Linked DNA regions of Homo sapiens: regions 2 and 3 are each linked to region 1. The links are chromatin contacts, found by Hi-C or POLR2A ChIA-PET in ENCODE. All regions are on one chromosome and are shown on one strand. The core of a region is the stretch at or near the end of the contact, and the rest is flanking DNA. Distances in the headings are between cores, read along the strand shown.

Region 1 (4,148 bases), core at 784-3,283:
CCAAGTACCAGACTTTATGCCAGGTGTTAGGAAATGCAGGCATGTTTAATTTCTGTATCTACTCTAAAGAGCTTTAGTCTAGTTGAAGAAGTAGACATTTTAAACCATAATATAGTGTAATCTGTGCAATACTAGTAGTGCTAATAAAGTGCCAGGAGGAAAGAGGAAGAAATACAAATTTTTCTACAGAAAGGGATTTAGAAAGATATCTACGTGAGTTTGCTCAGACTGCTGTGAATAGCATACTATAAACTGGGGTGATTCGAGTCTCAGCAAACTGAACGCTGAGAACTCAGGCTTCTTGTTCCTTTTGGCTGCAAGAAGGTTGGCAGCCAGTCAGAACTTTACCCACTTGTAAGAGATCAGGCTTCTTGTTCCTTTTGGCTGCAAGAAGGTTGGCAGCCAGTCAGAACTTTACCCACTTGTAAGAGATTAGATGTATCTTCCTTGGTGATTCAGACCAGCCTAAGGGGAAAGACCTGATGATACCAACTTTGGGGATTCTCCAAGAAACAATGTCCCCAGAACACACTATAAAGATGCTCAAAGTTGATAAGCCCTGCCCAGCTGCTCAGAGTTTCCAGTTGGCTCTTTAGTCCCCCACTCTAAATCCTGATAGGACAAGGATGGAACAAGAAGCCTGAATTCTCAGCTTTCAGTTTGCTCAGACTCAAATTACCCCCCAGTTTATAGTATGCTGTTCACAGCAATCTAAGCAAACTCCCCTAGGTATCTTTCTAAATTCCTTTCTGTAGAAAAATTTGTATTTCCTCCTTTTCTCCCTGGCACTTTATTAGCATCACTAGTATTGCACATATCACACTCTATTATGGTTTAAAATGTCTATGTCTTCAACTAAGCTAAAGCTCTTTAGAGTAGATACATGGGCCCTAACCTGACTGATGTCCTTCTAGGAAGAGAAAATTACGACACAGACATGTACAAAGGGAAGACCATGTGAAGACACAAGGAGAAGAAGGTCATCTACAAGCCAAGGACAGAGGCCTCTATAGAAACTAACCCTATCAACCTCAACCTCAGACTTCCAGCCTCCAGAATTACAAGAAAAGAAATTTCTGTTGTTTAAGCCACCCAGTCTGTGGTATTTTGTTATGGCAACCCTAGCAAACAATACCCTAAGCCTAACTTTTCAAGTTTTTCTCCAGCAGGAAATCTGAATTATTTCTTTTCAGCTTTTAGTAGCTATTGTGTGGACAACATGGTTGCATGTGCATATTAAAGTTGTTAGAAAACTAAATTTATGCCAGGTCAGACACTTGTATAACAAAACCATGAATGGGGAGTCATCAGCTCATCACTTAGCAGCTACAAAGGAGTAGTTCATGCTTAGCAGTTTGTGGCATTTCACAACCGTCAAAGAAGTGAAAGGCCTTTGGATGTCTATGACTCTCATCAACAATTTTCTTTATGAGGCAAAGAAAGCTGATCATTCAAGACATAACAGATGTTTTAGGGGTTGGTGATGATGGTGGCATATGAAGAAAAACACATACTCTCAACAATATAATAGCAAATAGAATCTAGCAATATATTAAAAAGGATAATATATTATGACCAAGTAGCATTTATACCATAGAAGCAAAATTGGTTTGGCATTCAAAAGTCAATCAATTACATTTGCACTGAGGTTATCATAGCTGAGAAGACACCGTCTCTGTGGCTTCAGCTCCTGGCTGCAGGCCGCTGATGGAGGTCCAGAAGGTCAGCTGCTCACAGACATCAACTTGGTGTCGGCTGCGGCTCCAGCATTTTCCGCAGGCTGCAGCTTCTGGGTTCCAAACTTTTCATTTCTCAGTCTGCAAGCGGGTTAGCCCCGAACAGGAAGCAACTCCTTCTCCAGCCGGGAGGTGGCGGCCTGCGGTCGACGATGCCTCCGGGGTCCTTGGGCTCAAGGTTCCGTTTGGGGGCGCTCTCGTCCGGCTTGCGGGCCGCCCTTCTCCACAGACGGAACCTTCTGGTGGCGCCGCTGGTTTCTGCGGGGTTTGCAAACGGCGCGTACCGGGCCCTTCCCGTCTTCCGTACAGGTTCCTGCTGTTGGCTGGGCTCGGGAGGGAACGCTCCAGGTAAAGCGCTGGGGGAGGAAGCGACGCCGAGGAGCTACGGTTTCCTCCAGAGGTCTCCGCCCCTCTGCCCCTATATTCCCAGAGCTCGAGTCTGATCCGGGCCTTGCCGGGCACCCTGGAAAGGCGGGGGTGATAGTACAGATGGAGACGCAACTGCAGAGCATTTTCGAAGAGGTGGTGGTGAGTGCAGCTGCCGGCCATCCAGGACTACGGCTTGGGGACGGGGAGACGCGGGGGCAGCCGACCAAGGAAACTGGCCTGGGCAACCTCCTCTCACGCCTCCCTTTTTATTCCCTTGTTTTGACACCGAGGTTGTATGCGGGGAAGTTTAGTGATTCTCAAACTGCTGTCAAGTTCATTGTATCCTTTGAAATCGATACAGTGACAGGCCAGACAGGTATTGATAGTTTCAGAGCTGATTAAGGTGACTTGCCCTGTGTTACATTGTAATACTTGGCTAAGGGAGGCGCCTTTTTAAAATTAACATTGTTTACATTTTGTTTTTTTTTTTTTTACAGAAAACGGAAGTTATAGAAGAGGCTTTTCCTGGGTGAGTGTATGCGTGGCAGAGTTTTGTGTTTTTATGTGATTGTGTCTGTCAGATTTTACTTAGTTTCGTGTTGGAAGGTTATAAGATCCACTATTCTGATTGTGTGTAATTACCTTTTTAAAACGAATGACAAATAATGTAATTTTTATTTTTTTAGCATGTTTATGGATACTCCTGAAGATGAGAAAACAAAACTAATTAGCTGTTTGGGGGCCTTCAGACAGTTTTGGGGTGGTCTTTCTCAGGTGAGCGCTTCATTTTTAATACATTCAGCTGATGATTTTTGGCCTCTTCTTTTTTTTTTTTTTTTTCTTTTAACATTTACTTTCATGCTGCTCTTAAGATCTTCCTGAGAAGGGAGAAATAAAATTGTTATCATTTTTTATTCTGGCTTCCATTTGTTTTAATTTGTATATTTCAGTGGAAAACCTGTGTTGAGAAGTCAAGTTGATACTGCACAGTGTGAGATGTTTAAAAAAAAAAACCTCCCCTATGTTAGATTAATTGAGATCATTTTCATCCTATTCGGATTTATTTGGTACACTTGAAAACAGATATGTTAAGCTTTACTTGTCAAGGATACAAATTCCATTTTTCTGCTAAATAAAGGAATTGGCACAGCATTGATACAAAGATGCTACAATAGGAATACCAAGATTCTATAATAAGGATAGGAAAATATTATAGTAAAAATGAGGAGACAAACTGTAAAAGTAACAAAGAACAGCTACCAGAAAATGTATCCGTGAAAAAGACAAAAATGTGTCATCCTCGAAGAGCTCACATTGCAGTAGTGCCTTACCTTCTCATGGTACACTATAGGTAGGGAAATGAGAACTGTTTGCGTGTCAGCCACTGGTGATAAGATTTGCCACTCAGACATGGATCATATAATGCCAATACAGTCATGTTTTAACCTTTTTGTTTAGTTGTTTTCTAATAGGTAATACATTTATATGGTTCAAAATGCACAGGTATAAAAGGGTGGATCCAATAACTAGTCTCTTTCTCTTCTCTTACCTGTTATTTTTTCTGTCTGTAGCCAATATCCTCAGGTTATGTTTTCTTCTAGAAGTATTTTATGCATATAGAAACACTTTTATAGCATGATCATATACCATGTACACTGTTCATTAATTAGCACTTTTTTTCTCCTAATAATAATCTACAGGTAATTCCCTATCAGTCCAAGCGTTACTTGTTCCTTCCTTTCTTACTTTTTTTTTTAAATAGCAGCATAATATTCCATTGTATGGCTGTACCTTCCTCCTTTTAACCAATCTTCTACTGTCTTCTAAGTTTCTTCTTACTTTTTCTAATTTAACCAATGCTGTGATGAATAATATTATGCATGAAAAATAGGATAAATTCCTAGAAATAGTATTGCTGAGTCAAAAGCCTTATCAGTTTGTAATTTTTATAGAAATTATTAAATTTTCCATAAGGGTTATACTAGTTTATGCTTCCACCAGCAGTGTTTGAGATTATCTTTTTCTTTTCTTTTTTTTTTTTTT
Region 2 (4,148 bases), core at 1,211-3,710, 4.6 Mb before region 1:
TCCTGTTGTCTGAACCTCAGTCATGATGAGCTGTAGGAACTCCCTATGTACTGTTTTTGGCCACTTTGCCTTATGCTACTCCTTGTTCACTTACCTATCTTAAGTCTTACACCCTAGCAAAAAATTTCCAATTCCTCTTTTTGCTCAGGGGCCACTGAATGCAGCACATACCTTTAGGCTAGTAATTCATTCCATTTACATGTCTCCACCAGAATAAAATTTTAGCATTTAGTATTGTGCATGGCATACATACTGTAGTTATGTAATAAATGGTCCTTGAGTGTGTATAAATGAAAGAATGATAATTGCGTATTTATAAAGGCTTGATTTAATTTTATGTCTGCTGCTGCTGCTTGAAACAAATACAATCTGGGCTGTCTTAAAAATTGCTGGGATTACAGGCGTGAGCCACCGCTCCCAGCCAAGATAGGTTCTTGATTGCTGTGTTCAAATCCTTAAAAGGCTTTGCTAGAGAAGAGACATGTTCAAATCACATAGGATCAGGAGACTGGTATTTGATACTTGTCCGATCTCCTCATTTTAACATGTTACATATTTAAAGGACAGAAATCAGAGTCAGTAGGTAAAAAATCTTAGGGACATAGACTTACTAGCTCAATATAGTGAGCTAATTCAATATAATGAGCTAATACTTGACAACTAGATACTTTAAAAAGTGTTAACATGCAGCTTGTGAATAGCAAGTTTTCTACCTGGATCAAACTGGGGGAGGGGAACACAGGAAAACTCCAGAAAGCAAGCCACTATATTTTTGAACACTACTCAGAGACAACAGAAAAGCTAGCTTTGTGATGTCAGAAAAGCTTTCTTGGACCCTATCTCATTCTAAGAGTTCAGGAAAATCTAATTTCGTGTAAAAATGAGCAATGGAAAAAGATGTCCAATCACATAAAATGTTTTTGTCAAAATGGAATTATGAATGCTTTAGTAAACTGGAAGAAATATCTCTGAAGAATTTAGAAGAAAGTTGTCAGCAAAGCATTTATGGATGTAGTATTTGACCTGGGTCCTCCTTGCTACTTAAATCAGTTGGAATATTAACCTATGTTAATAGTGCAGCTGGAAGAGTAGTGGTTCCGTTCTCATTCTGGAGGGATGTTTTCATTCTGGCCCTGTCTGTTTGCTGTTTGATAAGAGAGTGGGAAAGGGAGGGGGTTATAAAGTCGTGATTTATTCACAAGGGCAAAGGGAAGGACAAGGAACTTGAGAAAATTACTCCATCTAGGGTTTCTGATCCATCATCATCCTTGTTCTGCGCTCACTCAGCCGTATCCAGCTCTACTGGGCATATCACTATTATTGCTATCAATTGTTTTGCTAGTTGCTTAGTCCCAAATCATTATCATCTTTTCTGTCATTCCACATTTAGGTATTTTATTCAACAAATAGACTGAATGCCTATTATATACCAGACACTCTTCTAAAGCACTGGGGAAAGATAGAGCATGGATCAAAACAACTTCCTGTTCTCCTGGAGTCTACAATTTTGTTTGGTGGTAGTGGAAGCGTAACTAAATATATATGATAAGTGCTATAGAGAAAAGCAAATTAGGGTTAGAATGGAACGAGATGCCCCGCTGGCCTGTAAGCTCCAGGAGGACGAGGACCTGCCCTCTCATTAAGGTATTTTCCGTGCTTAGAATGGTGTCTGCTACGTAGTAGATATCTATTATTGGTTGAATGAATAAGTGATGTTGACCATAGATAAATTAGTTCAAAACTTAGATTTTCAAATTATGTCAGTAGCAGGCACACATCTTAAATTGTTATATCACTCCAGTGCACGTCTTGCTGAAATTCAGAAGAGGAAGCTATTTCGTATGAAGCCAATAACCTCAAATCAGAAATGAAAACTGGGATATCACCTGTCATATCACTTGCCATCCTCGGCTAAGCCAGGAGAGTGTCCGGCCCAATATTCGGTAGCCTGGATACGTAGGTGTATTTAGTGAACGAAAGAATGAATCCTAGCCACTGCAAAGCTGCAAAACCCTCGGGGGTAGTGCTTGGCTTCTGCCAGTTCCACAAGTATTTTAATATTAGCTGAACAAATGAAATGACCAAAAAATAAATCGCGATTTTGTGTCAGATGAACTTGGGAAGGCGGATGCGCTTAGGGTCCGGCTGTAGCGAGTAAGACACTCCCTGCGAAGAGTTCTGTGGGGTACGAACTCCGGACTGCGAGTCCAGCTCACGAGTTTGTACCTAAAACCTTGCCCTGCGGGAGCGACGCTGTCCTAACGCGACCTGCCCTGCCCGTCAGCTCCTATTGGCTGACTCTCGGAAGACCCGCCTCTTGAGAAGGAAAAGCAGTCGCTTCCCGAATTGCCTGACATCATGCAATGACCAATCAGAAGCAGCGATCTTCAGTTTTGCCCAATGAGGCTGGTTACGGGTCCTGGCCCGCGGAGTTTGATTTCGTCCTGGGATGCGGAAGTAGCAGTCCTGTCATGCGGAAGTAGCAGTCCGGTCCTAGGGACTAGCAGGTGGGTTGGTTGGGCGCAGGAGGACGGGGGCGCGCTTCCCATAACATTACCCTGGCTGAGCGTGAGGCTCCAGGGCTGGGCACCGGGTTGACCTCTTATTCCTCGCTGAGGGCATCGTTACCGCCTGTGGCTGCAAGCCGAGGCGCGCGGGTGGAAACTGGGTCGAGGTCTGGGTAGACGTCTGAGCGATCTGCACAAGGAGTGGCGCAGTCTGGAATTTGATTGAGGATTCCTAACGCCCTCCGCTTGATGTTCTGGTGATTCCCGGGGGCTCGGCTTCGGAGGAAGGTGAGCAAGGCTACCACGCTGTGTTTGGAGAGCACCAGGAAGCTTGTGACCAAAGCGAGGGACGCGATCCGGCTCTGGTCACGGCCTGTTACTAGATGGGTGACCAAGTCACGTCCCGTATCTGGAATTCATGCTTCTCATTTTAAAAGAGTGAGGAGGGATGGGCATTCCACATGGCTGGGGAGGCCTCACAATCATTGCTGAAGGCAAATGAGTAGCAAAGTCACATTTTACATGGTGGCAGGCAAGAGGGCTTGTGCAGGGGAACTCCTGTTGATAAAACCATCACATCTCATGAGACTTATTCACTACCACGAGCATAGTATGGGGGAAGCTGCCCCCATGATTCAGTTATCTTCACCTGGCCCCACCCTTGACACGTGAGGATATGTGTGTGAGAAGAGCTACTGTTTATTTTTTTAAAAACTGAGTCGTCCCTTGCCTGCTTTCAAGGGTTGGCTAAACTCACCCATCTGCTAAGAGTCTCAGCCCAAAGCTTTCAGGAAAGAGCGAGCTTCGCTGTGGCATGTAACTTGAAGCCTTGCCTACTAAGTAGATGTCCAGTTTGTTGATTGGTCTCTATTAACTAGGCTCAAACATCCTACGAGGTTTTAATGTAATCTAACCAATTAATTGAAATTTCCTTTACAACCCTCTCTTTCCCCCAGACTTCCCCTTCCTTTCTTTTTCTCTGACTTAAAAGAATGCTGGCTAGGAGAAATTAGTTGACTGTGTCGTGTATCAAGAGGACTTTTCCAGGTTATGTAGTACAATTTGGCATTTATTTGTCAAGAGTAACATTTTCTAAAATTTTCCCCAAAGGCACCAAGAAACTGATAATGTTCCTTTGAATTGGCTTCTGTATTTGCTTCATCAATGTCTCTCATACTGAATATCTTAAGAGAGATGCTGGAATATTTTGGCGTTCCTGTAGAACAGGTAAATGTCGTTTTGGATTGGAATGGATCTGTTGTATTTGTTCTTGGGTTTCATTTTGAAAATGACTTATATGTAATCATTTGATTTAAGGCAAAGTTGTTGCTTCTTTTTAGTTGGAACAAAGGTGAGTTTGTAATAGTATAGCTTTGATGATTTGAGTTAGAAGAGGGATAAGATTATTGAGAACATATTTACCTGATAGGACAAATGCCAACAGAAGATACAAAGGAAGCAAAATATAGACATGAGCTTCACAGAATTACATTTATTGCACAGATACATTAAAACTTCTATTCAAGGTAATTTATAAACAAGTTCAATATTTAAAGCTCAATAAATCCAGAATAAATCTAATGGAAAGAGGATGATTTAGGCCTGAGAATTATAAGCTGTATTAGTCTGTTCTCATGCTGC
Region 3 (4,148 bases), core at 490-2,989, 4.4 Mb after region 1:
ATGAAAGATTGGGCTGAACAACATCCTCCACTTTAAGATATACAAGGCACCAAAACAAACACATCCAAAATCTATTTTTAGAGTGGTGTTCACTCTTCCGGTTTTCTCTTTAAAACGAGATTTAGTTGACCTATTTTCATGTGTTTTTAGGGCACCCAGACACTCTATACAAACAATATTTGCTAATCATAAAACAGCAAAGCCAAAATCACAAATCCTGTTATCTGTGTGGGACATTTTCTCCACGTGTCCTTACGTGCCATGTCTTTGAAAAGTCTAAATATAGATTCACTGACTAAAATGTCCTAAGTCTTCCAAATTCTATAATTATATACTGGATTGAATGCCAATATTATACGTTCACATCCCATTTGAAAAGTACACACACGAGGTGGGGGGGATGTGCCCACTACCTGAAATGCCAATCATACAAAGAACAAAGCGTACCCTATCATCTTTGGGCTTTCTTCTCTCCTCAGTTCTACACTGTTTCGATATTACAAAAATATTAAACAAAATGTTCAAAACTTGAGAAATAAGTGCTCACTAAAATGGCACTTAGAGAAAATAAATTAAAACATATACCAATATGATTAACGAGAAAAGATTCTAGTTGCCAGGATGTGTGTGTAAACTTACAGTCCTGTAGGTTTTACCTGTGGAGAGGACGGTTCCGTCTCCACTCTTAAAACAATTTTACATTCTTTAGAAGCCTTAGCAAAATAAATAGCGACAACAATGGAAGACCCACACTCCTTCAGACGGGATGGAGGGTAGGAAGAGAACTCCCCACCCAACAATCAGAACAAAGCAACAGCCTCAGCTTTTAAGATGCAGAGGGTTTGGAGGCTCAAGGGATATTCTGAGATCTCTTAATTGTTCCGATGCTTCAACAGCCGTCAAAAACAACTAAGAATATGCAGCGCTGGGCTTCACTAGGACAAGGTGCAGGGATTGCTCTCTTCGTTTTAGGCAAGACCGAGACACTGAGCAGGAGAAAAAAAAGGAGGAAGAGCGAGAGAAGAGAAAGCAGCAGCCAGAGACACTCCGGGAAAAGGCAAAAATGCAGACTGTACGCCCTGGCTTCGATCTGACCCAAGGCCCAAACTGTCTGACCCCACACGGGAAAACATGGAGCAGGCTACCGCCGAAAAACCATCGCCGCCCCTACACCTCGAGGCCAGAAGGTCCCCGGGTAAAGGCCTAAAACCACGGCCCAGAGGGGAGGAGAGGGACCCGCCTGCCACCCGAGGCAGCGAAGCGGGCTCAGGCGGAAGAGGCTGCGCAGTAATGGCCGCTGCTCCGCCCCTCGCACCCGGACCGAGACCAGCTCCGGCCGTCACCCAGGGCAGGGGCTGCGGCGCCCTCGGGCAGCGCAGGGGCTGTCACGGTCGTCTTGCCTGCCCCAGCAGCCAAGGCGGGGGTGGCGGAAAGGGCTGAACTGTCCCATCCCGCCTCTGCGCGGACAGCCGGGGCCGCGCCAGCCCAAGGGCGTCCATCTACGTACCGGCCCCTGACCCCGCCGCCGCCCCTCTCAGGCCCCGAGCGCAAGGCCGACCCGGAGTACGTTGCGGCTGGAGGTGACACCGCGAGCTATGCCTCCTCTCCCCGAGTGAGGATCCTAGAGTGGCCGGCGTTCACCCTGCTCCCCCGAGAGGGCCTCGCTCCGACTCCCACCTCTCCGGCCACAGCTGCGGCCACCTCGCAGTCTTTTCTCTCTGGCCTCGGAGCCCGCAGCTGCCGGGAACGCGCGCGGCCGTCACGTGACCACCCGGCGCGTCGCGGAGGAGGGGCCGCGACGCGCCGCGCACCCGCACCCGCACCGGCGAGCTAACTCCGGCGCCTCATCGTTCTGCCCCTGTCTCGCGCCGCTGTCTGCCGGTACTCTCTTGCCTGTGGGGAGCGGCGACTTCGCTGCTTGCATTCTTCTGGCTTCTTTAGAGTGTGCTTGCTTTGTATTAGGGCCCAGAGGCTCTGAAAGAGTGCAGTTCCAACAGAAAGAGATTTGGGGTGGAGGAAGTAAAACGTGTGTAGGACCAGCAGGTGGTGCTGCTCAAAAATCCAGCTTTGCTATCCTGAGGAAGCTCTGGGGCGCCTAGCTGAGTTTCGGCTTAAAGATCCCTTAGCAAAAGTACTGCTTGTTCCCTTTCAAGAAAAAAAATGGGGAGGGGGGGGACGGAGGGGAGAGAGTACTGTAGGACTTTCCAATTTGTTCTCCTTTTTAATGGTTGAGCAATTTAATCGGGGAAAAAATGAGTATTAGTTTTCTTTTGAAACCCCACCCTTTTTTTAAAAAAAACAGAATAGTGCCTGAGAAACTGAAGAAATTAATCTGCATGATAATCTAAAATTAAAGAGGTTATTTTGATCGCAAGCCTGTGGTTTTAAACATCAGAACTCTAGCAGTAATTCACCATTTTAGCATGTACATTTCCTTTTTCAGAACTGATTAAATTTTCCTAATTTGTAGGAAAATGAAGAGGGTGGAAGAGCAGACCTTTTATCTTTAGAAGAGTATGTATTTCAACATTCTATGACAGCGTCTTCTCATTTGCATTAGTGTTGCATTTTGGGATTTCATTAACTGTTTGATTCAGGATTGGAAGTTTTCAGTGTCCTTATAGGTATAGAAATGTATATGTTTTCTGTTATTCCTCTGAAATCAGTTTATTTCAGGGTTCTCATTCATATATATCAATATGTAACCCAATCTCTTGAAGGGTGCATCTAGTTCAGTGATGCTTGCGCGTGTATGCAATACTGTTCCATACATGTAGAAATATTGAAGTGTATATCCTTTAACTTTAAGCTTAGTTTTCTATCTTTATCTTCTTATTAGCCACTCAGTTTTGTCCCTCTATCCTACACAGCCCATGAACAGAGAATAGCTAAAATTTGATATGTACTCGAAGATTCCAGCTTGAAGAGGTAATGCTAATATTAACTAACAATGTGCCAGGTGTTGCTCTAAGTGCTTTATTCATATATACCCACTTAATTCTCATAATAAACTATGAGGTAGGCACTATTATTATTCCCATTTTACAGAGAGAGAGACACACACAGCTGAGATTTGAATCCAGGCACAGACTGTAAGATGTCAGCTAGTTCAACCCCTTCTCACTCATACCCAAGGTCTTTGTATTTCAGTAAATGGTTGCATCTTTCCTTGTTCAAACCCACCTTTAACTCCTCTCTTTTATGTCTTATATGCATTTGGCATATAACCTGTTGGCTCTTCCTTCAAAGTATATCCAACTACTTACCACCTCCGCTACAATCTGCATCATCTCTTGTTTGGATTATAGTGTTACGGTAGACCAGGAACTAGTCTTTTGACTCTATCCTTAATACAGAATCCTAAATAAATCTACTTAAAAAGAAGTGAGATCGTACCACTCCTTTGCTCAAAGTCTCCTGTGGCTTCCCAACACAAGTAAAAACCAAAGTCCTAACGATGGCTTTAAAATCCTCCCCTCATTACCTCTTTGACCCCACAGACTGTTTACCCAGCTTTGTATTCCCAGAAAGCTCTCCACAAGCTGCCAACCTCATAGTCTTTGCAGTTGTGGTTTCCTCTGCTTAGAACACTCTTCCCCATCATGCTCCCTCCATATGTGCTCAGATGTCCAACTCTTCAGTCAGTCCCTCTACTTGTCAGCATATTTTAAGTCATGATGTTTCCATTCCCAATATTTCATATTTCCTCCTTTACTTTTTAATACTTATCACAGTGTAATGGATAATTTATTTTACTTACTAATCTTCATCATATTTCTCATCACATTAGGACGCAAGACACAGGAGGCCAGGAATGTGTGTTCTGTTTTGTATCTCAACTGCCAGGAATAGTGCCTGACACACTTAAAGAGGTTCTCTGTAAATATGTGTTACATGAATGAGTAAATGAATGAATGAATGAATGAATACACACATGGCCGGGCAGTAGCTCACGCCTGTAATCCCAGGACTTTAGGAGGCCGAAGTGGGCGGATCACGAGGTCAGTAGATCAAGACCACCGTGGCTAACACAGTGAAACCCTGTCTCTACTAAAAACACAAAAAAATTAGCTGGGCATGGTGGCACGCGCCTGTAATCCCAGCTACTCGGGAGGCTGAGGCAGGAGAATCGCTTGAACCTGGGAGGC

The links. A loop is a pair of places that touch in the nucleus more often than their neighbours do. ChIA-PET counts read pairs that join two places held with the same protein, here RNA polymerase II (POLR2A). Pooled maps may share reads with other maps.
Region 2: a pooled map of gastrocnemius medialis shows a loop between it and region 1 (4-fold over the local background). The contact joins the promoter of MTFR2 here to the promoter of MED23 in region 1. A Hi-C loop is called at or near these places in 1 of 168 maps with a recorded cell type or tissue (CD8-positive, alpha-beta T cell), 2 of 37 single-sample maps with no recorded cell type and 9 of 50 pooled maps.
Region 3: a map of HepG2 shows a loop between it and region 1 (10-fold over the local background). The contact joins the promoter of RNF146 here to the promoter of MED23 in region 1. A Hi-C loop is called at or near these places in 1 of 168 maps with a recorded cell type or tissue (HepG2) and 10 of 50 pooled maps. POLR2A ChIA-PET finds 5 or more read pairs at or near these places in 1 of 52 experiments (OCI-LY7).

What each region holds. Positions count from the first base shown.
Region 1 is chr6:131,626,127-131,630,274 of GRCh38, reverse strand. It overlaps MED23 (mediator complex subunit 23), which reads left to right and starts at 2,033. Exons shown (of 29, transcript NM_004830.4): 1 at 2,033-2,264; 2 at 2,603-2,634; 3 at 2,792-2,879. The coding sequence starts at 2,226. RefSeq lists enhancers at 2,044-2,213, 2,344-2,393.
Region 2 is chr6:136,248,623-136,252,770 of GRCh38, reverse strand. It overlaps MTFR2 (mitochondrial fission regulator 2), which reads left to right and starts at 2,460. Exons shown (of 8, transcript NM_001099286.3): 1 at 2,460-2,795; 2 at 3,618-3,734. The coding sequence starts at 3,672. RefSeq lists enhancers at 1,991-2,140, 2,791-3,010.
Region 3 is chr6:127,264,455-127,268,602 of GRCh38, reverse strand. It overlaps RNF146 (ring finger protein 146), which reads right to left and starts at 1,739. Exons shown (of 3, transcript NM_001242850.2): 1 at 1,678-1,739. RefSeq lists an enhancer at 1,051-1,110 and silencers at 1,311-1,580, 1,681-1,780.